Linked DNA regions of Mus musculus: region 2 is linked to region 1. The links are chromatin loops, found by intact Hi-C in ENCODE. Cell type or tissue: gastrocnemius. All regions are shown on one strand.

What was found. Hi-C counts contacts between places; a loop is a spot of excess contacts. Peaks named below come from ENCODE experiments on the same cell type or tissue, not always from the same donor. Only the 100,000 strongest peaks of a DNase experiment are listed, where the experiment ranks them.
Region 2: a loop joins it to region 1, with 3 times the contacts of the local background. A loop is called at or near these places in 27 of 42 quality-filtered maps.

The regions. Positions count from the first base shown.
Region 1 is chrX:139,829,099-139,837,098 of GRCm38, reverse strand. Morc4 (microrchidia 4) reads left to right here. Exons shown (of 17, transcript NM_001193309.1): 12 at 546-614; 13 at 1,112-1,163; 14 at 2,517-2,689. Among named protein-coding and RNA genes, the nearest start is that of Cldn2, 32 kb to the right of the region's middle. In gastrocnemius, a CTCF peak has its summit at 4,404 (motif pointing right); a DNase peak (open chromatin) is centred at 4,403.
Region 2 is chrX:139,774,788-139,782,787 of GRCm38, reverse strand. It overlaps Ripply1 (ripply transcriptional repressor 1), which reads left to right and starts at 435. Exons shown (of 4, transcript NM_001037915.2): 1 at 435-640; 2 at 1,600-1,675; 3 at 2,233-2,297; 4 at 2,776-3,107. The coding sequence starts at 477. The coding sequence ends at 3,076. In gastrocnemius, no CTCF peak of the experiment used is centred here; DNase peaks (open chromatin) are centred at 566, 3,186 and 7,654.

The sequences.
Region 1 (8,000 bases):
CAAAATGGAAGAAAGTAAATGAATGAAGGCTAGGTCTGATTTGGAAGTGCCCCTCATAGTCTCCACGTGTGCCTAAGCTCTTTCTAGGCAGAGGAAGTGAGGCTGTGTGGTCAGGTTATGGGATGGACTAGAAGAAGTTCCTTGTTGAACGTTTTCTTTCTTTGCCTGTGTTGTCTTTTCTCTGTTTCCGCTTATCCAGAAGGGAGCTTTCTAAGCCATTTTACTCCCTTGGAAAGTGAATACAGTACACCCCCCAATCAGTATTTGTTCTTGTTTGTCATTTTCTCAGGTCTACTTGTGGCCACTGAGTACTTTTTTTTTTTTCAGTTTTTCAGTTTTTCAGTTTTGCAGTTTTGATTTTTTTTCCTTCTGGGATTCCCTTCTCTGTGCTATACATACAACCAACTTTTATAGTGTGAACGGGATCCAAAGTGTAGAACTTTACACAATGGTTAAGCTGCTCTGTAATAGTCATAAGGGAAGTAAAGAGTAAAACCTAGGGCCATGTTTTAGTTCCAAACGATAATTTCCTCACTATGCTACAGGAGATGCTCTGTTCCAGAAGAACAAGAACGTATTGATGAAGACTTACACCGGAGCAAGGCTAAGCAACAGTTGAGTATACACGGGGCGGTGTTCTCCATCCCAGAGGGAGGGGACCACATTCCCTGAAATAAGACAAGGGATTGACCCTCCTCATCTGTATGTTCTGCCAGCTCTTCCTTCTGTCACATAATCCAGAATGCCTTAACTTATCATTAGTCCGTTCTTTTCCCTGTTACACACACACACACACACACACACACACACACACACACACACACCAGTAAGTGATGAGAGAGAGAGAGAGAGAGAGAGAGAGAGAGAGAGAGAGAGAGAACAGAAGAGAACAGAATGAGAATTTGAAAACTCTCCAGTAGCATAATTCAGGAATATGACCTCAGTTTCTCAGTGAACTTCAGGAGTGAACTAAGTAGCACCTCATTTTGAGACAGAGTCTCAGTCCCTAGCTTAGACTGAGCTGTCAACCCACTCTATAGACCAGGCTGGCCTTGAGCTTTCCATCCTCCCCCTTGGCCTCCAATATCTAAAGAGCACTTTTATCTTCTAGAGTCGAGGCTGCTGAGAAGAAGCAGAAGCCGATGGAAAGTGACAAGTACCAGGTGAGAGACAGGGCCATGTCTTCTTCTCACACAGTTTTCCCCGACAGAAGATTTAGGTTGAAGAACACTGCCTAGCAATGCTGAGGGATTCTCCTCAGGCTCAGTTGATTGGATCGTTTGGGGTTTGTGCCGATCTTCTGTTGTTGATGTTGGGATCACTTAAAACAGAAGAGTCATGTCATTTATTTTCCAGATTTGGATTCGTATATATCGATTCGGGGAAGTGGGAAGGACACATTTGGTGTCACATAACAGTTGTGTGCCATCTTCATAAGCTGCTCCTCTTGACTGTCTGGTTCTCCTGTCTCCTTTTCTTTTGGGATTCAGGGATCATTCCTTCCTCTTTTCTCTTGGGAAGAAGGGTTGGTTCTTTGTGCCTCCCCGCCCCCCTCATCCCTGCTTTCAGGCTGGCTGGCTTTATAAAGACTCTGCTGTTTTGAATTTTCAGGAGCACTGTCTCTCGGACATGGTTGCCCAGCTCCGGACGCTGAAGGGTGCAATAAGGTTGGCCGTCCTTTGAGGGACACTCCTTTCCTGGCAGCCACCATAGCACCCATATATTTCTCCCACCCCTCCTTGCCTTTCTGCATGATTTCCCTCTTGACCCTATTTCCTAGAGATCTGCTAGTCGCATGTTAGATTCACTTCCTTCCCGAGTTGGGCAGGTCATACTAGTGAGGAGAGAGGCAGTTGAACACTAATGCTCCTTCATGTACCCTGCTCACGCTGAGGCATATGAGAGAAATCACTTTACATAGTCTATGTCTATACAGAGATTGGGTTTTCCAGGACTGCCCTGTCCTCATTCAGTTTGCCTTCCCTTTATTCTTCTACCCTAATTATTTATATTTTCTTCGTATGCTGGCTCTCCTACAAGATCCCAGGAGCATGTCTCTGTTGTGTGCACTGTGAACATGTGGTAGCCTCTGGCATGCGTCTCTCCTAAACCAGCAGATACTTGCTGCAGTGCTCTTCCTTTCTACCCATATTTTCAACACAGAGCTCGAAAGGATGAAGACCCAGCCTTCACCTGGGTCACAAGAGCAAAATAGACAGCGACTGGGGCTTGGGTTTGTGTCGTGGGTGGAATAGGTCTAGTAACCAATCCAAGAATCGCTCGCTCACTCGCTCGCTCGCTCGCTCGCAGTCTGTTGTATCTAGCTGATAAGGTTAGTGACTGACTGTGTTTGGGTCCAGTGTTCTAGTGTACATTACTGTGGACTGTTTGTTCTGTTTAGGAAACAGTTTCTTTTGATTTGGCCAAGCATTCCTTCCTAGCATCAGAAGAATTGACACATCTTTTGGGATTTCGTTCAAACTTGGGATTTTTATGAACTATTTCTTTCTTGCTAGGTCTTCAGTAATCCACCAAAGACTCCTCCTCTACAAGATATGGCTGAACTAAATGACAAGACAATTGGATATGAGCAAATCAATAGCCCCAGCCTGCTTCCGTCTGTTAGAGAAGAAAGCAGATCACCCCCTCGGCTTAAGTCTCTGGATTCCAGTGCTTTTCAGATTTCCAGGTGACTAAAACCATTACTTGTTATCAATAGTAAGCCATGGGATCTGTTTTCCTATAGAGCAATTTAATATGTCCTATATATTTTATGTATATAGTATATATGCATTTTGTGTGTGTGTGTGTGTGTGTGTGTGTGTATGTGTGTGCCTGAACTCATACTTACAAAGAGATCCACTTCTCTCTGCCTTCCAAGTGTTAACATTAAAGGCATGTAGCACCATGCCAGGTAAGTTTACATTTTCCTTTAACACATGACGTTCACTAATGGAAATATAGCTTGGGACTGATAGAATTGTGTCTTGCACGCACCTCCTAGTTTACAAGTGCAATATCAAGCCTATATATTTTTAAAGTGATCATTGACTTCGGAACTGTTCATGTCATGTGGGTTGTTGAGCAAATGAAGTGATGGGGCAGGTCAACTCTGAAAAATATAGTGTTATATAAATGAGGTAGTGCTGTGTAGAAACCCATTGTTCCTATACTTAAATTTATGAATACTAAAGTATACCAAGTATTCACAAGCCTGGGCTATGCTGGCCCTCTGTAAAATCAACTAGTAGAAATGTGTCCTATTAAGTAAAAGATCACTGTTTCCTAGGAAAAAAAATGATCACAGAAGGTTTGTTCCTGTGGAACAAGTCTTTAATCTCACCACCCAGGAGGCACAAGGCTAGTTTGAGACTAGCCTTGTCTACATAGTGAATTCCAGGCCAGCCAAGTTTTCACAGTGAGATCCTATCTGGAAAAAAAAAAAAGAAAACTTGGTGTTTTTTTTTTCTTCTCTCCTTTCATCTCTTACCTTGTCATCAATGTTGTTAGTCCATATATCCTAGGAAGGGGCATGGCTATTTATTTTTGTAGGTATTAGGTGTCTCTGAGGTACTAAAAGACATGACAGCCATCATATTGCCACTAGAAATGAACACAGTACGCCTAAGTGGCATGCCTTGCCTTTCTCTTCCCTACTGTTTTCATTCTGGTAGACTGAACTGCAGAGTAGGCACAGGATTGCTCTAAAAGGTAGAAACGTCTAAAGTGATCATTAGCACGATTCTTTGATAATAGGTGTGAGTTTCTCAGTGCCCTTTTCTTGACATAGAGGCCATAGACTATTGCATAGGGTCCGTTAACCCCTTCCTCCAGTGATAATTGATCCTTTCCTTGTCTGGTTCTTCTTAGGTAAGTCTTCAGCCTCTTATAAACAAAGAATTGTACAGGTGTGCGAGTCCCCTGTACTTCAATTTTTAAATAATTAAACCCTGTGAACAATAGAGGGACATTTAGATCCTCATGAACACGAGCAGATGGCTTCAAGAGAAGATACATTTGTAGGAGTCAAACTATTGAGACTCTTAAAAGAAGTTAATGGCGCCCTCTATGAAAGCATGTAGATCCGTGCTCAGTAAGCAGTAGCCAGATTTAAAGAGCAGCTTAGAAAACTGAAGTTTGTAGCAAGGAGTAAAAAGCCTATAGTCGACCTTGTCTCTGTAGTTTGATCCTAACTTTACCCTCTGGCTATCAATAGATTTTCAATGGCCATTGGAGGTTTAAAGGGGCACACAGGGAATGATTTTGATTTGGAAGCACAATGTTACTTTGGCCTCCCGTTCTTCTGGCTCTCTTGTCTCCTTACACTTTAATGATCACGTTCCCTTTTCTGTCTGCATTTGTAGGGAGATAGCATACTTTGTGCGTGCAGTACCACACTACGCCCACTGGGTGGCACACCTCATCAGCTTTTTATTGGAGTTTTTGTATGAGTCACTGTGGAATGTATAAGGCTTAAGCTGTAAGAGGGCAAGCCAAGTGCTTTGAAAATTTATGCGAAATTCTAATTGGTTGAGAGTAAAATTCTTTCAAGGGTTAAGTGATACCTGATGCTGGTAGTAGTATATGGTATGTAAGATTAGCAAATAATAATTACATCATTTCAGGCTGCATGTATAGTACTATTCAAATTTGTTGAGGCATTTCCAGCTACTTAGACTAAAGCCTGAAGTTCTGCTGAGTCCAAAGGTTGGAGACCAGCCTGTAAAACATACCAAAATGCTGTCTTTTACAATTATTATTAGCAGGTTTTTTCATTTGTAAGTGGAAAATGGAGGTGCTCACAGGTTTAATAAAATATATAGTTTCTGATAAAAGAATATTGATGAAATAATAGTTTAATCAAGAGTTACAAAGCTTTCCTTTGTTGTCAAAGCCTATAGCATAGCAAGAGTCTTTGAGTTATGTAGCCCTGCTTATTAACTGTACCAAATAAAACCTGGTCTGTTCAGGAGCCCTTTAAGAAGTCATACCTGGGGCAGGTTGGAAGGAGCCTCCGTGAAGGCCAGTAGAAATGACTTTATGAGTCTCGAACATCTAACAAGGGGAGAAGAGGAATCACAATACAATAGATTCAGGCAGGATGTAAGCTTTAAGTCATAACCTTCTATGGAAAGACAGCTTGTTTCTGTTAGAGAAGGCGAATCACTTCAGTCCATTCATTCTGCGTAAATTTGGGTGCTCTATGAAAGGTTTTCTTTTAGGGTAGTAATGGGATCCAAGATGATGGAGCAGTCAGTGTTCAATGCAAATCTCTCCAGTGCATGCAAGTTCCCTTACAAATAGTGCAAACTAAGGTCTAAAATAGCCATAAGTGCATCAGCAAAGGAAAGAAGCAATGCTTGTGGTTTCTTTATATATTTTGAATGAATTATGCTGAAAGTTGATGAGTTTGTATTTTAAAATAATGCTTAAAGGGTGCCTCTGTTGCCTAGGAATACTGGTTTTGTTTGGGAGGAGCATGCTTCGGACTGCTCTCATCTCCCCCAGCTTTGTCTTGTGGAAGGTATATTTAGGTAGAACCAAAAGGACTGGCTCTCTCTTCTCCCACTTGCAGGGTAGAGGCACTCACTCTGGCATAGCACGCTGACAAAACTAGGCTTTCATTGGACCAGCTTGAGATTGCTCATAGATCAAAGGATCATTCTAGGCAGAACAAGTCCAGAAAGACTCCAATCCTCATTCATAATGCAGTGACTATGGAAGAAATAGGCTCTTGTCTCTACTTCCACTTTTTGCATAAGGCAAGCCTTACGGTTGAACTTAAGGTGCCTCTACCTAAAGGAACTGACTATCTACAACAAAATATCAAGAAGTTGATGCCTAAGGACACTGCCAGAAATAAAATAGATTATGATAGATGATCATTAAGATGTTACTTATAATTTCATAATACAGCTTACAGACATAAAGTAGCTGGACATTCAGACATTTGGTAATGGAATCCGAGAGAGACAATTAAGAAAAGTTTTTATGAGATGGCAGTTGATTCTAGGTGTCAGCAAGACTATGCGTAAGCACAAACCAGCGCCCACTAAGAAACAAACAGAATAGGTGGACATCAGGTGAACTGGAAAACCAATACCCAAGCCACATTCAGAGAAAACAACAACAGGTAGCAACCCCAGTGGCATAGATTTAATACTATGACCACCAATCACTGGCCAAATAATGCTCTTATCCAGTGACAGTTCCTAAGAAGCCAGGCTTTAAGATAAAAATGACACACATCCCTGACAGTTTGGACTATGTATGTATGTATGTACGTATGTATGTTTGAGTCTCTGCTCTCTTGGAGTTCACTAAAAAGGGAGAATCTAAGCAATTACAAAGTGGATGTTTCAGAAACAAACTCCTTACATTTTGGTGGCAGCCTCCGAGTCACAAGCAAATACAGTATAAAAGGGTAAAAAGCTAACTGGAGAGGGGCACTAAATCACAAACTCTGACCAGTAACTGATGAGTGGGCTATGATGGACCGGGGTGAGCCCTAGGTGGTGTGAGTTCAATCCATGAGACACGCATGAAAGAAGGAGAGAGCCAGATCCCACAAGTTTTTCTCTGACTTCCACATGTATGTCATAGAATACACATGCATTCAGACATAAAAAACAAAATACAATAAACATTTAGTAAAAGTATGCAAGGAATGACAATATAGAGCCCAAGACAGGGAGAATCAGTGTCCAGAATTTTTATACTATGTTTGCTAAAATGTTTAGGTGTCAAGAACAAATTAGGAGATATGCAAGGAAATATGAAAGCATAACTATACATAGGAAGGAAAAATAGGCCATTGAAACTGCTCTTGAAGATACCTCGGTGTTTAGTCTGACAGAGTCCAAAGCAACCACTAATAATATGTTCAAAGACCTAAAGAAAATTATGGATGAAATATTAAGGCATATATGGAGACAGTGTTTTATCAAGCACAAAATAACAATAAAATAATGGAAAAATAACCAAATCAAAATTCTGTAAATAAAAGTACTGGCATGAAAACTTCTTCAAAAGACTCAAAAACACAATTAAAATTAAGAAGAGTAACGAATTACCGAAATGGAACAGTCCAATATAGATTATTCAATCAGAAGAACATAGACAGAAGTGACAATGGAGATAAAAATCACACATATTCCTGACAAAGCCTCAGAGACAAGTCCACTAACTCTGCATAGTATTATGTGAAGATGAGACGGAGGGAGTAGAAACGGTATTTTAAAATAATAGCTAAAATCTTCCCAGATTTGATGAATGGCGTTAGCCTGGGCATTTAAGAACAATAAACTCAACATAGATAGACAGCCAGTCAGGTCACAGTAAAAATACTGAAGCTCAAAGGGAGAAAGAAAATCTCTAAAGCAGAGAGTATAAGTCTTGTACTAGCAAATTGCATTCAGATTAATGGGTAATTTCTCATTAAAAAATGAAGATCAGAAGGTGATGGGATGGTACTATGACTAGGATATGGTTGGCCCCCAGTAAAACGTATGTTGACATGTAATTGTCTGTGTAACAGTATTCATCAGATCATTTAGAGCTATTGGACCTTCCATTGTGAAGGTCTCTGCCTTCTGAGTGCTCCTCTCCCTTCTTCCATGAGTGAGGCTGTAGTGAGACTTTCTCCAGAAGCCAAGGAGATCAGCATTCAGAACTGCGAACCAAAATCATTACCTCTTTCCTTAGAAGTTACCCAGCTCTGGTATTCTATTCTGTTAATAGCAATATGAAATAGATGTTAAAAAGATAAAATATTTCCAGTATCAGGAAAAAAAAACAACAAACAAACTCTCCAAAATGAGATCATTTTATTTCCAAGTATACCAAAGCTGTACAAATTTACAAGTCTAGCAGATGATAATTTTAACTCTTCTTTTTACAGCTAGTTACTTATTTTGCACACGTAAGTCTGTGTGCACACATGCATGTGCTACAGCATAGGTACGGCAGTCAGAGGAGAACTCGTGGGAGTTGGTTCTCTC
Region 2 (8,000 bases), 54 kb after region 1:
GATTTGAGCTGAAAGAGCTGGTGAGTCTGTCACTCTTCTTTTCTCACTGGGAACCAGCTTTGCTAAAGGCTCTTGTATTCAGCCTTCTGTCCCAGACAAGCCTGGCTGCCTTTGGGTACTAATGAGAGCCCCTCCTTCCCACCTTGGGTCCTGATCCTGCCTGGGGAATTCACACAAATGGTGTGAGATTTATCCCTTCTTTATTTTCCTTACTGACTTGGAGCTGTAGCAGACCCCTCACCTCCTCCCCAGACCCTGTTTACTCAACTGGGAGAGATTTCACACCCAAGAACACAGCTCTCTCTCCAAGATCCCCCTCCCTAGATCTTTACCAGCATCCCTCATCCCCCATCCTTGCATTGCCTGAATAATTGATGAGTCAAGGCAGGGCTTATAAAAGGGTCTCTAGGGGAAAAGCCAAAAGAGTGCTGAAGGTTCTGAGAACTGGAAGAGCTGTCTGGCTTGGTGTCCCAAGGATGGACCCCGCTGCCTCTCCTGCTGCTGCCCCTCCTGCTGCCCCTGCTGCTGCCCCAGCTGCTGACCCTGCTGCTGACCCTGCTGCTGCCCTCCCTGGCCAGGCCTTGGCCCAAGCCCCTGCCCTAGCACAAATCAATGGACAAGAAGGTGCTAGGAATGAACGGTAAGTGCAACTTAGCCTTTGACAGTCTGAACCCAGGCTTAGGGAGCTGCGGGCAGGAGAAGGTGTGACGCCCATGGTGGTGTCTGGTTCTCTTTGAAGGGGAGAGACAACAGAGAGCCTCAGCCCTTCTTCTATACCTTTGGCTGGAAATAGTTTGCCTCACGTATCATTCCAGGTGACGGGGAAGGGCGCTGAGAGAGAGAGAGAGAGAGAGAGAGAGAGAGAGAGAGAGAGAGAGAGAAAGAGAGAGAGAGAGAGAGAGAGAGAACATTGCCAAAGCTGGAAGCCAAGTAGCCTGAGCTTCATAGGGAGTCCATACAATTCACTGAGGGAACAGGAGAGGCTACTGTGGAAGCTAGGCTTAACGCAACCTGGACTATGGGACCCAGATGGTAGCAGGTAACATAGAGTGACAGGGCCAAAGTCTGAAGAGGCCTTTTGTTGGGGGGGGGGGTTGCTGCCTCTGTCCTGAGCATGCCACGTTTCCTTTTCCTTGTCTCTGAGAGTCTAGAGGAGAAGCAACAGGCCCAGGAGTATTCGAAACCATTTCTCTAATTAGGAAGATGGCAGGGTTCTGTTCTCAATTCTTTGATATCAGAAGCTGGCAGTAAGATAGATCCTCCCTATACAGCAGGCATTCTCTTCTTCCAAACATTTCATGTTCACATTCAATCAACATTTGCTCAAGCCACTCCTTGCACAAGGTAATGTACTAGGGCTTGGCTAGGGGCAAATGTGCCCATACATATCTTTCATCTTAGAAGGGCTCCATCAGACAATGACAAAGCAGTGGGGTAAGAGCAGCGATGACATTGTTGGAGCAGAGAGGAAGGGTATCTGTCCCAGACTTGGCTCAGTTGTCAGGGAACCAGAGGAGTCCTGGAGCACATGGCTTGTGAGTCAAACCTTCAGAGGAAGCCTGTGTTTACATCTTGTACCAATTTATCTCTTTGTCACAGGGCAGCTTATCTTTGGAGACCCTGGCTGTCCTCTATAAACGACCAGCCAAGGCAGGCGAGGAGTCTGGTGGACTGGGTGAGTTTGATGCCCTGTGACATGTTTGCACAGACACTTACAGCCATGTCCCTTCTCAGAAATCCCCTGACCCCAGTCCCAGGATGGACAATCTGGGAAGGCATTTTGCCAACTCTGCTAACATTTCATCCCCACAGTAGCTCTAGGAGGAAGGCAGGACCAAAGCTTCCATGACAAATGAGACTAGGAGATCAAAGCATAGCGTGGGTAAGGGACCTGGGCTGGACTCGCAGTCAGTGTATTATGTATGGAGCTGGTGCTGGGATTCAGGTCCCTTGGTGCCTTGCCTCAGAGCTTACTTACTCTTCTCCCTGAATGTTTTGTCCTCTAAGAGAACTCTGCCCCCTGTATCGCCTCCAAATGGGCACTGAAAGAAAACACTCCCCCAGGACTTGTTTTCAACCAGCTCGAAGACAGACCCCTTGCTGTAGGGCAGGGCTGGGAGGTGGCTGGATCCCAAGGCATGCCTAAAGCATGGAGATTGTCAGAACCTGCAGGTTTCTGACTTTTCTATGGGAGAGGCAGTTAAGCCACATGCTCGCTTTTGCTTTGGACAGGCTGATAATAGGGCGACAGCGGCTGAGGCTGCCAAGACTGACTCTGACTTCCATCACCCGGTCAGGTAAGCTTCTGGCGTTCAAGTTCAGACTATGACAAATAGCCACAAGCACTGCATACGCTCATGACAAGGCCATGATGCAGGAGGAAAGAGGCCATGCGACTTAATAGGCCAAAGTGACTTGCCCCTGAGGCCCTCCCTGTCCCTGAGCTCTCAGAACGAAATCCTGTGATTCCAACCAATGAAAGATCCCTTAGTAGGAAAAGAGGCACTGGAATGACGGAACTGTTAGTGAGGCTGGCACTAGAGTTGTGAGGCTCTGGGGTGACTCACTGTACCACAGTGGTAGGCCTGTCAGAGGTGATGTCCCTTCCGGGAACCATTTTGTAGCAGTTGTAAAGGTTCTCTGCTAAAGCTCCTTCTTCCCTCTCAGCCTTTCACTGCAGCTGGTGACTGGCTTGGGCTTCTTTCTTGGCCCTACTGGCCCTTCTGCATTTGAGATTTGCCTAAGGTAGGTGCCCTGTTTCTTCTCTGTCCACAGGCTCTACTGGCCCAAGTCCCACTCCTTTGACTACCTCTACAGTGCTGGGGAGATATTACTAAACAACTTCCCTGTCCAGGCCACCATCAATTTATATGAGGATTCTGACAGTGCAGACAATGAGGAAGACAAGGAGGAGGAGGAGGAGGAGGAGGAGGAGGAAGATGATGAAGAAGAAGAGGAAGATGAAGACAAAGATGTCAATGAGAATGAACCAGAAGTGTGTATGGGGGTATCAGAGGCCACAACACATAAGGCCACAGCTCATTCCCCTGACCCACACTCGGCCTGTCCAAATTGAAGCAATCCCAGATATACTTGGCACGTTTCCAAGGGCATCGATTCGCAAAGAGTCTCCAGACACAGCTTTTCTGGATTGAAACCAGTGTCCTCAGGCTGTCTAGCTCCCCCCTGGCTTTCCTGATTGGCCTGCAAGTCTAGGCCTCTGGCATGCTCTCGTCTGGGCTGCTCTTGTGCCAACAGTAGGAGGTTCTTCAGGCCTGGGAGGGAATAGGGAGGCTTGATTTCTGAAGCCCTCATGAAGTAGAGCAGGAAGGATGCCCTTATAGAAGAGCACAGTCACTCCTCTGGGCCTTTTGAGTTTTCAAAGACACCAACACCAGTTCCAAGCAATGTTAAGGCACCTGGAGGGAAGGAAGGGAAGGAAAGAGAAGGGAAGGGTAGGGTAGGGAACGGTAGGGTAGGGAAGGGATCAGAAGGGAAGGGAAGGGAAGGGAAAAGGAACCTGAAGAATCTGCTTATCTGGGAACCTGCATCCCACTTTGCCTGCTATTCAGTTAGTCTGAGTATTGGCCTAAGATGAGTCAGGAGATAAATAAATGGAATGATGTTTGCCTTTTTCTTGGAATTGTGCTGATTTCTTAACTGAACTCTGCCCATGTTGTGAAGCCATAGGTGGAGGGTCAGAGACCAACCCAAGGCCAACTCATTGCTCTACCTCTACCTCTGGTCAGCTGACAGATTTTTCTCCTCTGAGAATGTAACGCTGGGGTCAGAGCCTCTTGACCAGGCCCTCTCTGTTTACTTGTGAAATCAGGCTTGATTAAACTTCAAGGGCAGCTTAGAAAAGGAAGGAAAAAACACCCCCACAAGCACCCCCACACAACAGCACAGCTTGAGAGTTACGGGTAGAGAATGTAGACTTGGGTAAGAGTGAAATGTGTTTTGTCCTTTAACCCTTGGGGGCTGCTGTTTGATGTGAGGAGGGACACCTAAATACCCAATCACTCCTGTCAGTTGGATCTCTTCGGTTCCCTCAGTATCTATTGTACCTCCAGCTCTGTGAACTCCTGTCCCAATTATTTGTCAACACTTGGTCATAACTCGCAGCACTTGGCTTCACAAGTGGTCTACACACTGGACACCAAATAAGGTCATGGCCTTGCCTCACCAACAACTAGACATATGGCTTATGCTTTGTTCTTTCTTGAAAGGGGTGTGTCACATTACCACGAGGCACTCTGACTTCTTTCCTTAGGAAAGCACCTGCTTGCTTGGATACAGCCATCCAGTGCTATACCTTCACAGATCACACCATTACTGTGCTATTCTGGCTTTCTTAGTCATCTGCTTTGATGTTTGCAGCTTTTATTTTATTTTATTTTATTTTATTTTATTTTATTTTATTTTTTTCAGACATAGTCTTGTTTCATAGCCCCCGTTGTTCTGGCACTATGCAGCCCAGGCTGGACACAGACTCACAGCAATCCTCCTGCCTTAGCTCTCGCTAGGACTACAGGTGTATACCACAGTGCCTGCTGCTGGTCATCAATTTCTGCTGGTCTTTTCAGATTCATCTCCCTACCCTTACAACTTGTTTTCCTTGCTCTTAAATGTAGCACACGTTCTACCTCCTCTGTGGCTTTCAATGCCTGCCTGCCTGCTATGGCTTTCCACTCTTACAGGCCCTTTAAACTCACATTCATTCAATAGAAGTACCTCACACTATCCTTCTATGGGGAACGTCTCCAGGCTGGATAACCCCACACACCCACTGTCTCATCTATGATAGCATCTGTCCCTTCTTCCCTATATTTGATATCCCATGCAACTTCCTAGCCTAGCATGCTGCTCAAAAGAAGGCTCAGAAAATCATAAAGGAAAAAAAATCCTCTGGTGTTCTCAAAGTGGCTCTTGGGAGAGGCACTGACCCACTAGCCCGCTCACTTAAGCATGGAGGAGATGTGCTAACAGCATCTTATTAAAAAGCAAAATAGTGGCTCTTTTCCTTTTCCTTTCCCTTCCCTGTTACTCCAGCTCTGAGCCCTAGCAGAGACTTCCCTAAAAGGGATGGATATGCTGGAGTAGGCCATCAAACTCAGGCGCTGGGGCCATCTATCAGTTATTTGTCTGGGAAGAAGGCTATCAGGCAATTGACCTTTGACCTCTTTAAATTCCTTCAGTTCATCCTGCTTCTTCTGTAAGGGAAATGGAATCTCCCAGGAGCCAGCTGCATGACCTTGGGTGAGTTACTTATCCACCCAGAGCTTTAGTTTCTTTATCCCTCTCATGAGGATACTGGTGACAGTTGCTGTCAGGGAGGCTGTGCTGATTCAGTGAGATGGAATAAAGAAAACAGCACAGGCCCTGGCACGTAGGGACAACTGCTGCTCACAGGACGGCAGTCACCGTTGTGTTAACATCTGAACTAGGAATTCTTGATAGTAGAAAAGAAATGCACTTGCAGGCTTGAGTGTGATCATGCCTGATTTATTTAACTAATGAGTATGTCTGGGGCCTCTCTGGTTAATCTTTGTCATCATTTGATGGTTTACAAGTCAAAGAAAAGGTTACAGTGTTGATAAACAAGTAAACGACAAAAGAGGCCTTCTGTGGCTTGCTGGGCCTCTCTACATTCAAATGGTACCTAGACTTGATGTCCCTTTGTCCTAGGACAGAGGTTTTGAAACTTGACCTGCTTTAGCAGGAAAACTTTTCTTCTGAATTGAATGTGGAAATCTAACAAGTAAGTCAGCTAAAAGTATAGCTGCCCCAGGAAACAAAAAAACTGAACTGTGGGGGGAAGGGGGTGGGCAGAATCCCCCTTTTACTCTTTCCAGTAAGTGAGCTCTCGCCATGCCATCCTCTCTTGGAAATCCCTTCAAGGATCCCCAGACTGTGGGGGAAGACTTTGGAAACACTGTCCCAAGGGTAACGTCAAGAATGGTTTGAAACTGAAGGGGGATTAATTAGTATTTTAACATGTCCTGTGTTTCATCTAAAAATCCTTGTTTTCGGGTCCTAAGCTCTGAGCATTTAATAATTTGCTCAAGTTCTTCTTCTACTGTAGGCTATAAGGATTTAAAGCCCTTGGAATCCCAATATCCTTGGTTTTAAAGTATTATATAGCTTAGAATTATGAACCCATAAATCCTCATGGGTTTAGAGACCCTAAAACCCTTGGAGTAGTAATTCCCTACTCCAGGGAGCACGGCTCACCCTCCTCCCCATTGCTCACATGCTGTTAGTGGGCTGACATTTTGTCTTATGTTCCTCCCAGCCTTGTGTCCTGAAATGGCTTCCAATCCTCCTCCCCTGCACGGTTGCTTAGTGATTGGAATATTCTGTTCTAATTAGGCACAGCCAGTGAGCCCTACCTCATAACAACTGCAGTGCCGTGCCGTAGATTGTGGAGAAAATATCTTCATAAGACCCAGACACTTGCTAGCTCCTCCCACTTGTTCCGCCCTAGTCCTCCATCCACCATCTATCGCCCCAGCATGGACTGTTTCCTATATGATCACAACATCCGATGACAGTGAGGCTGTATTTGAAATATGGACATCGGTGCACTAAGTGCTAGGGTTCAGAGAGATCAAACCATTAAGTAAGGTTTCCATGTTAAAAAAAGAAAACAGGTAGGGATGGGAGGAAGATCTGGGAGGAGTTGAGAGAGGAGAAAGAACATGAGCAAAATATATAATGTGAAAAAATTTAATAAGAAACCGCCAACAATGACTATCTATGAGTTTTGACCTGCCATTGTATCAATACACTACGCTAAAACAGTGCCTGAAAAGGCTGGCAGATTCATAGATTCCCCTGGATTCAGAGTGACAGTAGTGAGTCATTGTGTGTGTGTTCAGGGAATCAAACCTGGATCCTTTAGAAGAAGAGCCAGTGCTCTCAATTACTAAGCCATATCTCCAGCCTCAAGACCCCAGTTTTTACTCCCAGTGTCTCGGGAGGAAAAGGGACAAATGTCCAGTCAAGGGTGTGTGGGTGGTTGGTGATGCCACTGAATTGGACCCTGAAGAGCACACACAGGGGGTAGAATGTCTGCGAGACATGGCAGAACCACAGAGAGTTCTTGAAGTGTTACTAAGCAGCAGGCTTGGAGACTTGACATGAAACTGTCATACAGCAACTCTGAGGGACGGGTAGTTAGGGTAGCTGAGACTTTGATTGGTTTGATAAAACCGATAGCCTAGGCACATCTTCATATGAGTCACCTCAGCTAACCCTTACAGCATTCCCAAGTGTAACAACTATTGTTATTGCCCTTATTTTTAATAGATAAGGAAAGGGAGGTTCAGAGGTAATAAAATCGTCTCTACCCGGTTACACACATACTAAGTGTATACCTTCTACTAAGCAATGACTGAAGTGACTGCACTCGCCCGTGCTTACAGTGATGGGGAGTGGGAAAAGTAGGGGTTGGGACCCTGAGGTCTGAAGCCCTGTGGCCCAGGAGGGAAAATGAACAGGGTATGGCAAAGGTATCGTCCTGTGGGAGGGTCAAAAAGAAAAGGTTTAAGTTCTGCCTAGAGGGGAGTGAGTCAGAGGATGTGAGCTCTGGGCCAGGAGCCAGGAAAAGCTGAAGGCCACTGAAAGGAGTCGCAGAAGAAGGGATTTTGGGGATCTGCTGCTGGGCACAGAGAAGAACTGCAGCTAAAGGCACAGGGCTGTCAGAGACAGGGGACTGTCGAGAGAGGTGAGGGAGGCTTATCATCACCCCAGTGTCACTGTGCTTGAGAAGGAGCCAGGCCTCATCTGCCCAGACCATGTTTCAGCGGGGCACGGACTTCACACGGAACTACCCACTGCTGAGCACTCCCTAGATGGCAAATGCAGTGCTCTCTACTCTCCCCACTCTGCTGAGAAAGTGTCTCACCAAAGCCCCGCAGAGTGGGTGAGCTTTTCCTCACGCATACATGCATGTGACTCAGAGAAGTGGAGTGGCCTGGCCAGTAGTTCCCCAGTGG